Linked DNA regions of Homo sapiens: region 2 is linked to region 1. A link is a contact called in ENCODE Hi-C data. All regions are on one chromosome and are shown on one strand. Each heading gives the region's core, a stretch centred on a gene start or an enhancer-like site at or near the end of the contact. The rest is flanking DNA. Distances are from core to core; before and after follow the strand shown. Region 1 overlaps FARS2 (phenylalanyl-tRNA synthetase 2, mitochondrial). Region 2 holds the start of FARS2-AS1 (FARS2 antisense RNA 1).

Region 1 (6,079 bases), core at 1,578-4,077:
GCACTTTGGGAGGCCAAGACGGGTGGATCACTTGAGGTCAGGAGTTTGAGACCAGCCTGGCCAACATGGTGAAACCCCGTCTCTACTAAAAATACAAAAATTAGCCAGGTGTGGTGGAGGGCGCCTGTAATTCCAGCTACTTGGGAGGCTGAGGCACAAGAATGGCTTGAATCTGGGAGGTGGAGGTTGCAGTGAGTGGAGATCGCCCCACTGCACTCCAGCCTGGGCAATAGAGTGAGACTCAGTCTGAAAAAAAAATTTTTTTTGGATGGATTAACAAAATGTGGTATATCCACACAATGGAATATTATTTAGCCATAAAAAGGAATGAAGTACTGATACATGGATGGATACTAGATGGAATGTGGATGAACCTCAAGAACAGAAGTGAAGAAAGCCAGATGCAATAGAACACATATTGTACAATTCCATTTACAGAAGATATCCAGAAAAGGGGAATCTATAGAGATAGAAGGCAGACTGATGGTTACCAGGGGTCATAGGGGAGACTGCTTCATAGGGATATGGTTTTCCTTTGGGGTAATGACATATTTTACAACTAGATAGAGGTGATGGTTGCACAACACTGTTCTCATACTAAATACCACTGAATTGTACACTTTAAAAAATGGTTAATGTTATGTCAATTTTTCCTCAATTAAAATAATAAAAACTAGGAAATCTGGTTTCAGAGCCCAGCTATTAACTGTCACCCTCTTCCTTTAATCCCAATGTCCTCTAAGAAGTGACAAGGTTTGCAAGTTATGGAGAAGAGTAATTTCTTTTAACTGTTCTGTTAAAAAATGAGATGGAATGAGCCCATGCTCCTCTCTGGCTCTGCCCTTCCACCAACAGAGGGCACAGCTGGACAGGAAGAATGACTGTGAGTGGGGTGGGCTGTGCCTGGGGCACAGACGATTTAATGTCTTTCCTGCTTATAGGGGCATTAAAAGGTGGTCTGGGAAGCCAGACAGCTGGCTGGGAAAATGGGATGGCTGCAAGGGTAAGAAAGGAAGGGTAAGAGCATGGGGGCCGGGGTGGGCACCACGAGGTTGCTACTGTCCTCCCCCAACTCACGCAGGCACACTCATCAGGACAAGAAGCCTGCCCCGAAGGACAGAACAGGCTGCACTGACTACCTGGAGTTTTAGAGGCAAACAAAAGTTCTCTTTTATGTACTTCACAGCTTCTACTCATAGGCAAAGTAAACCAGATTGCCCATTACTAAGTCTGAGAGGTCAAATCCCATTATAAGGAGTTTGAAGAGAGATTCTAAAAAAATTTTTTTGGTGCTACAATTTCATTGCATTGGGGTATTGGCTAAAATGAGTTGGTCACTGGATAGAGTTTGATTTTTTTTAAAGATTTTGGTATAGGCATCTTAGAATGTTTGAACCTCTGGGGCTTCCATTGTCACCAGTTTATTCATAGATTCCTTTAGTTATTCAACAAACAGCATGTTTCAGTCACTGAGTTGGACACAGAGAAGCACATGAAGGGGACCCAGTATCTGCCCTCAACCAGCTCACATCCGGGAGTTAGCAGCCTGCTGAGGTCCTGCAGAAACCCAGGAGCCGGCTGAGCAAAGGACTGTTCCCTAGTACGCCCATGACAGCAGGAGGGGCTGGTACTTGCTTGGCGATGAAGTCAGCCACACCGCACCCCACGTGGAACCTCATGTTCTCCCGAGATTTGCTCTTCAGTGCATAATTTCTCCCACCTCCCCGAGAACACTGACACGCGCTGTTTGTCTAGTACAGTGCGGCACTACAGGGCCCACCAGAGGGCTTCAGGTTATCCTGCCTGCTAGGAGCTTACCTCTTGAGAGGGGCAAACAGAATATAAGACAGCCCACGCTCCCTGCCATTGGCAGGTGATGAGCGATGCCATAGTACATGCTGTGCCCAGGGCCCACCTCTTCCACTCTCCCACTGCCGCCCGTCAGCTCCCCTTCTGAGAGATTCAGCCTGGCTCTTGAAACTGGAAACATGACTCAAGCTTTTCCTGAAACTTACTTTCACTTGGATCCTGGTCCCTGCTCCAGTGTGAATGCCACCTAACTTTACCATCCTGTACAAGAGTAGCTGCTTGTGTGGAAGCCGAGAGCCAGGGCCAGAGGGGCAGCCCCGTGTGGGCCAATGGGAGAGCTGGGCTGGACGGCAGAATGCAACAGCAGGGAGGGGATGGCATATTTCAATGCCGCCTCCTACCAGAGCCCCTAGACCAAAGACAAGGATGTATAGGTGCTGAGTATAGTCAGGGCTGGATCAGTGAAGCATTCTCAAAACTATAAATGTTTAAAAGGGGTCCCTCCCCAGTGATTATTTTCTTTTCCCGATCAACTTAAGTGATACAACTAACAAGTACCAAAAGCACTGCCAAGAGTGTCACTGCTCTCCAGTTCAAAGTGTGCCAAGAAGGAGATTTTCTAAAGAACTCTCAAGCCTTATTGGAAAGCTGGCACAAGGGGTCAGAGTGTTAGCGAGGGTTGGAATTCCTCTATCATACAACCACTTGGTTTACCCTGGCAACCAAACAGGCTCTGCACTCAAAATAAAACCTTTCCAGGGGATCCAGCCAAATCCCAGCTCCTGCAACATCCACAATAGTCTGCTTCTCCATCTGTGACAGAGCAGCGACTTCATGTTCTTGGATGGTGCGCTCAACACCTCCCAGAATAGATCACATATGACCAGCAGTCACTGCAGCTGCCATCTATTCATGCAGGGATTACTCAACGGGAGAGAAGATGCTGTCACGGGGCAGCTTCCATTTTCAGAGTAACAAACACTGGGTTTCCCCGGCTCACTCCTCATCTGTCTCCTGCTTGTCTGATGCAGAAGCTCAGTCTGGAGCTGCCCACGTCAGAGGCACTGTGCATGGCTGCGAGGGTCAATACGTGCAATGCTTTAGTGGGTAGGGCTGGACTCGGGCAAGAGGCACAGTAAGGCAGGAGGAGGAGGAGGAAGTGAGGACAGGTTCCATGGCCTCTCCTGAAAATATAGAAGTGAATGGGCATGGTGGAGTGGAGAACCAGACTTTGCAGCTAGAGAAACTTGGTTCTAATTCCTGCTCTGCCCTTTGCTAGCTGTGCGACTCTGGGCAGCTTACATCACCCTTCTCGCCTCAATAACTCCATCTGCAGAGTGAGGCGAACAAAACTTGCTTTCCAGGGTTTGTGAGGACTGAATGAGGGGGCGTGTAGAGTGTTAATACAGAGCCAGCCACCCAGAGTAGGCGCTCCATACCTACGCATCCGCCCCATCTTCCTCCTTTACTCCTGTGGCTTATTGGAGAGTGTAATGAGGCTGTGGGGGTGAGGGACTTGTATTTCCTGTGTTTCTTTTACCCTCCTCAGAGTTTGGACTCTGACTTTGGACTGAGGATGGGAAGAGATTCCTTCCCCTGGAGCACGGATGCATTAGTTAGCTTTGGCTGCAACAGTGAAGTGAGGAGTGGAAGTCAGATTGGGCAGGATTTAAATAAGTGGTCTGGAAACTAAGTAAATCATTTTCCCCCTTTACCTTCTCTATGTTAAAAAAAAAAAAAAAAAACCAAAAGGGAAGAGAAGATGAAATTCTGATCATGAGACTTAGGGTCTCATGACTCTATACGGTTTTCCTAATGAACTGCTCTGGGCTTAATGCAAGAAGAGGACACAGGCCTGGAGGCAGGAGGCCTGGGTGCCAGCCCAAGCTCCTGTGATGACTGTGTGAATCTGGGCGAGTCATTTAACCTCTACTGGCCTCATTTTTGCCCCCAGTGACAGGAGTGGAATAAATGTGCTCTGAGGCTCCTTCTGGCTCTAGAATCCTAGGAGTCACCTCAGAAGACAGAAGAGATCCTTTTATTTATTTATTTATTTGAGACATGGTCTTGCTCTGTCACCCAGGCTGGAGTGCAGTGGCAGTGGCACAATGATGGCTCACTGCAGCCTCGACCTTCTGGGCTCAAGCAATCCTTCCACCTCAGCCTCCTGAAAAGCTGGGACCACAGGCATGCACCACCACATCTAGTTAATTTTTTGATTTCATGTAGAGACAGGGTCTCGCTATGTTGCCCAGGCCAATCTCAAACTCCTAGGCTCAAGCAATCCTCCAGCATTCCCAGAGCCTGCACAGGAAGAAAGGGCAAGGCTAGGATGGGCCCATGATATGAGCGATGGGAGCCGGAGGGAAGCACGCTGGCCTAATGAGGGCAAAGTGCAGCGTGGCAGGGCCCACTGAGAAAGCCATCGTGCAGATGATGGGGCTCCATCAGTTAACAATGCTCTGGACACTTCTTCGCCCCCTCCATCTATTCCCTTTGTTATTTCGCAAATACCATACACGCACTCCCCAGAGGAGGAGAGGAGGTTCTCCTCCTCGTTCTCACAACGGTCTGTCCTGGGCCTGACGCTCCTGTGGGGCCATTCTGAGCGGTGCCTCCCCCAGCTCCCAGCCAGTGAACACCAGTGTTGCCGCTCCCTGCTGCTGCTGTGCCTGTGATTTCCTCCCAGAGGGATTTCTGTTCCTCAGAGTCAGTCACAAGAAACCAGTCCAGATGGTTCCTCTGACAGTTACTGCCTTGGGAAAGACAACTCCAATCCAGGCCTTGATGGAGGCAGGGCCAGAGGCAGAGAGAGAGAGGGCCTCCCCCGCCGGGCCCAGCTCCTAGCCAGCACACGTCGGCAACGTAAGAGTTCCTTAGAGACACGTGTTTTGCAGGCAAGAAATGCTTTTTAACATCAAATACTCGCCAAGTCCTCAGGGATGTTTCAAAACACCCCCAGGTTTTTATTCCCATCACTCCCTGTGACTTCTCCTGGTACTTCCCAGTGAGTGTCTCCTGCCAAGCACCTCCTGCGGGATGTGGCCGAGCTCCTTGGTCCTTGCATGCGTGTGTATATGACAATAACTGCTCCGGGGAAATCTAATGGACTCTCTTATGGAGAGACTTGGGATGCAGACTCGCCCAGCTTTACCACTTCTCAGTTACAGAGTCTTGGGCTAGTTCTTAATTTCTAGTCCAGGTTCTCCTTCTAAAATATAGATCATGAACTAACAAGAGTTTTTGAAGGAATTGAATGAAAAAAATGTATAGGTAAAGTGTTAAGTGTTGTTCATGCTAACAGTTAACAGTTGGTATTATTATTCAGGCAGCTGAAGGTTATCCACCTCTACTTCAGCCCACACAGAAAGACCTGAATGACCTTAGACAAATTATCTGAGCCTCAACTTCCTCGTCTGTACAGATGGATCACTGATATGATACATGCTACAACATAGATGAACCCTGAACACATGATGCCCAGTGATTATTACTAGAAATGCAAGTTGGGAACCCACATTATATTGAAAAACAAAACAAAACAGACAACAGCTCACTGGTGTGCACACAGCAGGGGGGCTGCAATGAGTCTCATGTGATTGGTTTCTGCCCTCCCTGGATGGAGCATCTTCATGATTTCATTAGCTTAGCAATGAAGATACCTTGCATTGTATACAAATGCCTCTTTTTTTTTTTTTTTTTTTTAGATCCTCCACTCTTAATGCTATGGCAGGGTCTGGCCATATTTAACACATTCTTTTCAACTATTCCATTATCTTCTGAGCCATCCTTTTACATTTCTAACAAGAAGTAATGTCTCATTTTGCACATATTTCCAAAGCCCTGTGCTTTTCGTTTGTGTGGAAAATTTGGAAGAGATTTTATTTTTCTCTCTGGCTTAGTCTGCAGAGCCAAAGTCAACAGAGCTAACTTTAACTCTGTACTGTTACAAGGCAGCCTCCCAATCGTGTCGACACTTTGGTGGATGAGTCAGGTAACAGAACAGAAGATCTGTGGCAGGTGAAGTGCTACGTTTCCAACTCAAGCAATTGATCAGCATTTATTTGTTCTGTGCTGAGGTGGACATTGCAGGAGACACAAACAGGTATACGAACTGCTTGATCAATACATACATATTCATGGAGTGGCTGTTCTGTGCATGACACAGTGGTAGTGTGAGGGGAAGATGTATCTCAAAGTTACAGAAAGAAGGATTAGGCTATATTACAATCCACTTGGGGTCCATAAGACATTTATACATGAATAGACA
Region 2 (6,769 bases), core at 2,950-5,449, 310 kb after region 1:
CTCTTACAACTGAATAATAAGACAAATAATCCAATTAAAAATGGGCGCAATATTTGAATAGGTATTTAATCAGAAAATATATACAAATGGCTACTAAGCATATGAAAAGATGCTTAACATGATTATTCAAGAGGAAAATGTAAAGTAAAACTAACGAGATACAAACTCACTGGGATGCCTATTTTCAAAAAGTCAGATAATACAAAGTGTTGGTGAAGATGTAGAGAAACTAGAACCCTCATGTATTGCTCATGTACGGTCACTTTAGAAAAAGTTCAGCAGTTTCTTTAAAAGTCAATCATAAGCTTACCATACAACCCAGCAATTCTACTCCTGGGTGCCTACCCCAAAGAAATGAAATCATATGGCCACATAAAGACCTGTATGTGACTGTTTATAGCATCTTTATTCATTACAGACAAAAACTGTAAAGGATCTAAACGCCCACTGACTGGTAAATAGATAAATAAAATGTGTACAATACTATTCAACAATAGTAAAGAACAAACTACTGAGACATGCTAATAGGATGAACCGCAAAACACTGTGCTAAGTGAAAAAAGCCACATGCCAAAGACTACATATTGTATGATTCCATTTACCAAAAATGTCAAGAAAAGACAAATCTATAGAAAGTAGAATAGTGGATCGCACCACTGCACTCCTGTCTGGGCAACAGCAGTGAGACCCCCCTCTCAAAAAAAGGAAGTAGAACAGGTGGCTGCCTGGGGCTGGCAGAGAGTCAGGACTGGCTGCACATGGGCATGAGGAAACTTTTTGGGGTTGATTGTGATGGTGGCTGGAAAACTCTATAAATTTACTAAATAATCCTTGAATAATTACCTAAAGTTTTCCTCAATAAGCTATTAAAAAAATGTTAAGTCCCAGGGAGAAAAACTGGCTACAAATAAATGATCAGAAATTAAAATATCTGGGCCAGGCGTGGTGGCTCATGCCTGTAATCTCCGCACTTTGGGAGGCCAAGGTGGGTGGATCACCTGAGCTCCGGTGTTCAAGACCAGCCTAGGCAATGTAGTGAAACTTTGTCTCTATTAAAAATACAAAAAATTAGCCAGGCGTGATGGTGCATGCCGGTAGTACCAGCTACTCGGGAGGCTGAGGTGGGAGGACTGCTTGAGCCTGGGAGGCAAAGGTTCCAGTGAGCTGAGATCATGCCACTGCACTCCAACTTAAATGACAGAGTGATACCGTGACTCAAAAAAAAAAAAAGACTTTAAAATGTCTGCAGTCCATCAAAACAAGCCCATAAACACACACACATACACAAACACACACACACACACACAGCCCTGGTGTGGTGTGTATGGTGGAATGGCACTCAGCATTCATTTCCACTCCCATCTGCCTTTCTGTACTACAGAATCCACAAAGCTAAACACCACATTTCCTGGCCTTCCTGACAACTGAGTTCCTTGAGTAAATTAGGTTTCTCCAATTAGATGTACTCAAGTAAGACTTGAGAAGTGAAGGTGGAGGCCATCATTCTGCAGCTTGGCTCGTTCTCCTGGTCGGCATGTAGAGGGCTACTGGATTGTTCTATAAGTACTCCAGCAGTCAGTCACCAGCTTCATGGGTATCAAGAGGCAGTAGCTGCAATGTAAGGTTCTGATCCTTGGACTGCAGCTACAGCAGAATGTTCTTGAAGTGAATAGTCACAGAGGCGGCCTCCTGACTCCCTCCCATCCCAAAGTGGCAGATAAAGCAACACCCCTGGCAGGCCAGGGCAGCTGTGTGGTTCTGGAGCATTGCTGGAAACCTAGTCTCAAGCCCACTCCTCCAGCCCTTCCAATAATTTAGAAAGCACCTAATATCTGTTTTAAGTCTCTTTCTGTTTAAAATAGCTAGTGTGGTTTCTGGCCCTCCAACTGAACGCCTGAAAAACATAATACACAGGAAGACACAGGAAGCAGTATACCTATACGATAAAAGAACAGCCTGCCTAGGCAGGGGCAGGTCAGAGGCTCTGGGACAGACATCTCCAAAAGATCAAACAAAAAGAGCGATGTATGTGAATGTATTGAGAGTCAGTTCAGGCAATTTGCAGAGAGTATGTGTTTGCATTATTGAAAAGCATACAGAAAACTAAGCAGACAAAAAAAGACTGAAGAAAAAGTTATGTGAAAGAGAAAAGGTAATTACAGTTTACTAAATATTTTACCTGTGGATAGCATCAGTCAAAATAACCTAATGCAGAGCACCGATCTATCCCAAAACACGCTCTAACTGCAGAGAAGTTAGATGAATGAAAAGGCTGCCTTTTGGTTGGTTTGGTGTTAGGGTAGGGAAGACATGGCTAAGTCCTCATATTTCACGTTGCATGGTCAAAGGAGAATATTTAAAGCGGAAAGAAATCAAGGAGCAGCAATACGAACATGTTACTTAGAGATACAGAGAATGATTCCAAAGACTCAGATGTCAAACAGTTGAAACTGGCAGCCTCTAAGGAGGAAGAAATAGGAAGGTGGAGGGAGGTGGGGAAAAGGGAAAGGCATACAGGAGACTGCTGGGGCTTGGCACTAAACTTTGCAGAATGATTTGACTCCTTAAGCTAGAAAGGGAGTAAACTTTAATGGAAAGAATAGAAGTCTTTTTTTAAAAAGAGTAAAGCAAGAGGAACAGGCAGTGACATGGAGTCTCTGCATCATTCTAAGGCCAAAGTGCTGTGGTCAAAATGATGTCCCTCCCGCTCTGGGCACACCGACATGGGCAGCAGGCAACCGGAGCACATTCCACCACCGCCCACAAAGGTGGCTGGGTCACTGAGCCAACAGCACAAAAGAGGAAAGGAAAGAAGTTCCCACAAAAGTGGAGCCAGAATAATATAAGAAAATCAAATCGAAAAGACATCCCAGTATACTAGGGTCAAAAAAAAAATCATAAATTGCTTTTTAGAGATAAAAGATCTGGAAAAAAAGTTTGAAGCAACCACTAACAACGAACTCTGTCCAAAAGAGTTGTGAAAATACCAACATTTTTAGCTAAAGGTTAATTAGATTGCCTAAATTCAAATTTGTTTCTGATGTATCCAAGAGTTTCCATTTCTAGAAATATGTTAAACTAATTTGTTTTTCTTAGAAGTAATGCAGGTCCAAGACACGGATTATTAGACTGCTCTCAGAGGAATCATGTTTCCCTCCATGCTGGCCACATGGACCAGTGTCATCAGTTCTGTTGAACATTAAGAGACAATGTTAACGTTTCACAAAGCAACACATCAAGTGGAAACAAATCCATTTCATCAAATTAATATATTTCATGCTTTAATTTTAATGGAATGCATCTGAGAGAACAAAAGAATAAAAACTACTACCACCATCCTTGTTAAAATGTATCTTCAGGGTAGAATGGCACCATTTGTACAGTCATGGATGGCCCTTCTCACCACAACAGACAAATCTGCACTTGCCTGGCAAAATTTCATTCTTCCTGCAATCAAATTGCTACCAGCATGTTTGTGAACACTGTAAACCTGCCCATGTTGATTCTTGAAATGAAAAATATCAAGGGAAATAAATAATCCTTTACTCCCTGCCATTCTTAGGAATAAGAAACAGACATTTTGATGAGGTAGAAGAAACAACAAACATGTCCTTATTTAGCAGGCTTCTGCTTGGAAGTGCCAGTCTCAATATTATCCACGTGTATGAGGTGGATTATATAACTGCTCAGGGCTGATGGGCCTGATCTCTATGTGGGAAACAAGATCCTGATTTTATGCTCTTAATAATTCACTATGATTAGCAGTTATGGGGGAGGTGGATCTGAGTCACCTCCTGCTCTTCCCATTTGTGAATTCATGTTTGACTACAGTGGCCCTTGCTCTGGCTGGCCAAGGGGCTGGACAGCAGTCCCCTTCTAGGGCTCCAGTGCTCCTCAGCCCTGGCAGGAAGGCCAGCTTTGCCAGCCTAGGCTTCTTGCATCCCTAGCCCTGGAAGGGCCTCAGGTGTTTCAGACACAGGTACAGCCAGCTCTTGCACAAACCCCTTTCCTGCCAAGCCAGGACTGCATTTCCAGTCATGGGCAGGCTTTGCTGCAAATGATTACACAGGACTAAACCTAGACAGACCTGAGGAGCAGAAGGCAGAGTCAAGCCAAACCAGAGCCAAGGGGAAGGGAGCCAAGGGGACTTGGCCATGGGAGCAGACACACAAGCTGCGCCCTGGAGCTGATCGAGTCCCTCGCAGGAGAGGGCTGGGCAGAGGAACCACGACGGCCATGCGGAAGCCACACAAGAGCGATCCAATGTCTCATCTCCGCCCTCAATCATGGCCTCCGCTGATGCCAAAGTAAACCCATTCAGCTTCAGGAGGCTTTTCAGCAAACAAAGCATAATTTGTACGACGGATCTGTGTGTTACAGGTAGGAAATACTCCTGAGTGGGGAGATCTGGAAGCTTTCTAATATTACAATGCTCTTCTATTGCTGAATTTCTCCCTGGATTTATAGCCTTGGTTGACACATCAGCTTGTGAGTTACTTATTTTTCTTTGACTCAGTTTCCCCTGAGAGAAACAGAAATAAAAACCCTATGTTTATTTCCACCTCTCAAATTCAACTATCCAGGAATTAAATTCTGTTTATTTCAGGCTATTAAATATTCATGGAGTCCAAGAACCAGGTGCTTTAGGAGATTAAAAAATAAATAAAACACAGGCCCTGCTATCAAAGAGCTCAGACCTAGAAAGTTTAAAAATATTCTCAAATAACCATGTCAAAAGGTAAAATGTGGTAAATATCACAGGAGATTATGATAACAGTCTGCTCAACAAACAATTTCAGGGGATCTGGTATGTGACAGGCATTGTGATAGGCACGGAAAACAAGATCAAAAACGTCGGCCAGCCCTTCCCCCGCAGCTGTGGATGGTGCAGCAGGGACTGAGAGATTCAGGGAGGAAGAAATAATCTCTGATCCCAGTGGCCGAGAATTGGGTGACAGGGTGCTGGCAAGCTCTGATGGCACTGCCATTCAATACCCATGCCCCCTGACCATAGGGGTGGGAGGTGGGTGTGGTGGAGGATGTTGGCAGGCAGAGATAGTGAGTCAGCTTCTGAACTGTGAACACACACACAATGGCCTGCAGATGAGACAGGGTGCACCCCATGTGCTGGAGACACCGGGCTGCCAGCTTGCCCACTGACGTGGACATATGTAGGGGAAAGGGAGGAGGGTGGCTCGGGGCCTGGCTGGACAAGCAAGTATTCGTACTTTTGTCTTGCACACAGTAGAGGATCACGGGCATTTGAAATGACACAACTGGAAGCTAAATCCAACAGCAGGGGAGACCCTTACCAAGGCGAGGTAAGTGGGCTACCCTCGGCCTCCCTTTCCCTGCTGTTGTTTTGGTAGCTGGACAGGGCTAGGGACAGGAATATCCTTTCCTTCTGTGGACGGTTTGGGGGTCATGAGCAATGCCCTGAGGGAGCCATTTTCACCAGCCAAGGTAAGATGGAGCCTCACTTTCCAATCTTTTCAATCCTGCCTGCTAATGACCCTGCCCATCTCTTTTTTTTTTTTTTTTTTGAGATGGAGTCTCGCTGTGTTGCCCAGGCTGGAGTGCAATAATGCCATCTCGGCTCACTGCAACCTCCGCCTCCCAGGTTCAAGCAATTCTCCTGCCTCAGCCTCATGAGGCTGAGCTTACAGGCACGCACCACCAAGCCTGGTTAATTTTTTGTGCTTTTAGTAGAGGTGGGGTTTCACCATGTTGGCCAGGCTGGCCTCGAACTCCTGACCTCGTGATCCGCCTGCCTCGGCCTCCCAAAGTGTTGGGATTACAGGCGTGAGCCACCGTGCCTGGCCAACCCTGCCCATCTCTTTATTCAACATATTCTCCAGCCACAGCCTTTAATCACACAGAACCTTTCATAAATTGGGACTAAATAGTAAGCCCTTCAAATGCTGCGTGAATGCAAGCTGTAGGAGGACAAGAACACGGCTTTGTTTGTACTCTGCTGTATCTCAAGCACCTGGGAGAGTACCTGGCACATAGTAGGCATACAATAAATATTTGTTTATTTTTTGCTTTTTGTTTTTTTTTGAGACAGGGTCTTGCTCTGTCACCCAGGCTGGAATGCAGTGGCACAATCACAGCTCACTGCAGCCTCGACCTCCAGGCTCAAGCAATCCTCCTGCCTCAGCCCTCCAAGTAGCTGGACTACAGATGCACGCTAATGTGCCTGGCTAATTTTTGTAATTTTGGAGAGACAGGGTTTCACCACGTTTCCCTGGCTGGTCTTGTACTCCTGGGCTCAAGCAATTTGCTTGACTTGGCCTCTCAAAGTGCTGGGATTACAGGCATAAGCTACCGCGCCCAGCCTTGTTTGTTAAGTGAACAAATGAAGCTTGATGCATGGAGGGAGTATAAACTGAGATAATAAATAATCTTAAATACCATTTCTAATAGCTTCCTTTTATAGATGAGAAACTGAGGCTCAGAGATGTCAAAGGATTCCTCTAGGGCAAACAGTCAGCCAGACAGTAATCAGTTAGTTAAAAAACTATTGTCCAGGCCTCCGATGCTGAGTATAAAGCTCTTTCTACTATCCTACATTACTTCTGTTTTTTGCATTTTCAATGACCTATAATTAAGAGCAATGAAATTAGAAAGCAGCAGTTTATAGATCTCCAAAGAATTTTATTCTAAAGATGTTTAGAACCTCCATGACACAGGATATTAAGGTAATAAAAACAAATTAGAAGTAGGATGGGGGAAACAAGCTGATTTCAGGTCAATGAAATGAAAGCAA

What was found. Hi-C counts contacts between places; a loop is a spot of excess contacts on that map. Pooled maps may share reads with other maps.
Region 2: a loop to region 1 is called in a map of gastrocnemius medialis, with 4 times the contacts of the local background. The contact joins the promoter of FARS2-AS1 here to the enhancer-like site in region 1. A Hi-C loop is called at or near these places in 4 of 168 maps with a recorded cell type or tissue (gastrocnemius medialis, heart right ventricle and psoas muscle) and 2 of 50 pooled maps.

Annotation. Positions count from the first base shown.
Region 1 is chr6:5,761,244-5,767,322 of GRCh38, reverse strand. The region is part of intron 6 of FARS2 (phenylalanyl-tRNA synthetase 2, mitochondrial); the gene reads right to left. Among named protein-coding and RNA genes, the nearest start is that of NRN1, 240 kb to the left of the region's middle. RefSeq lists an enhancer at 2,739-2,928. Within about 2 kb of position 2,827, at least 7 of the 41 ENCODE cell types and tissues checked have a DNase peak (open chromatin) inside an H3K27ac peak, as active enhancers do; they include gastrocnemius medialis, heart right ventricle and psoas muscle, where a contact is called at or near this core.
Region 2 is chr6:5,455,505-5,462,273 of GRCh38, reverse strand. FARS2-AS1 (FARS2 antisense RNA 1) reads left to right here and starts at 4,199. Exons shown (of 2, transcript NR_125848.1): 1 at 4,199-4,380. All of the region lies in intron 4 of FARS2 (phenylalanyl-tRNA synthetase 2, mitochondrial), which reads right to left. RefSeq lists an enhancer at 4,575-5,561.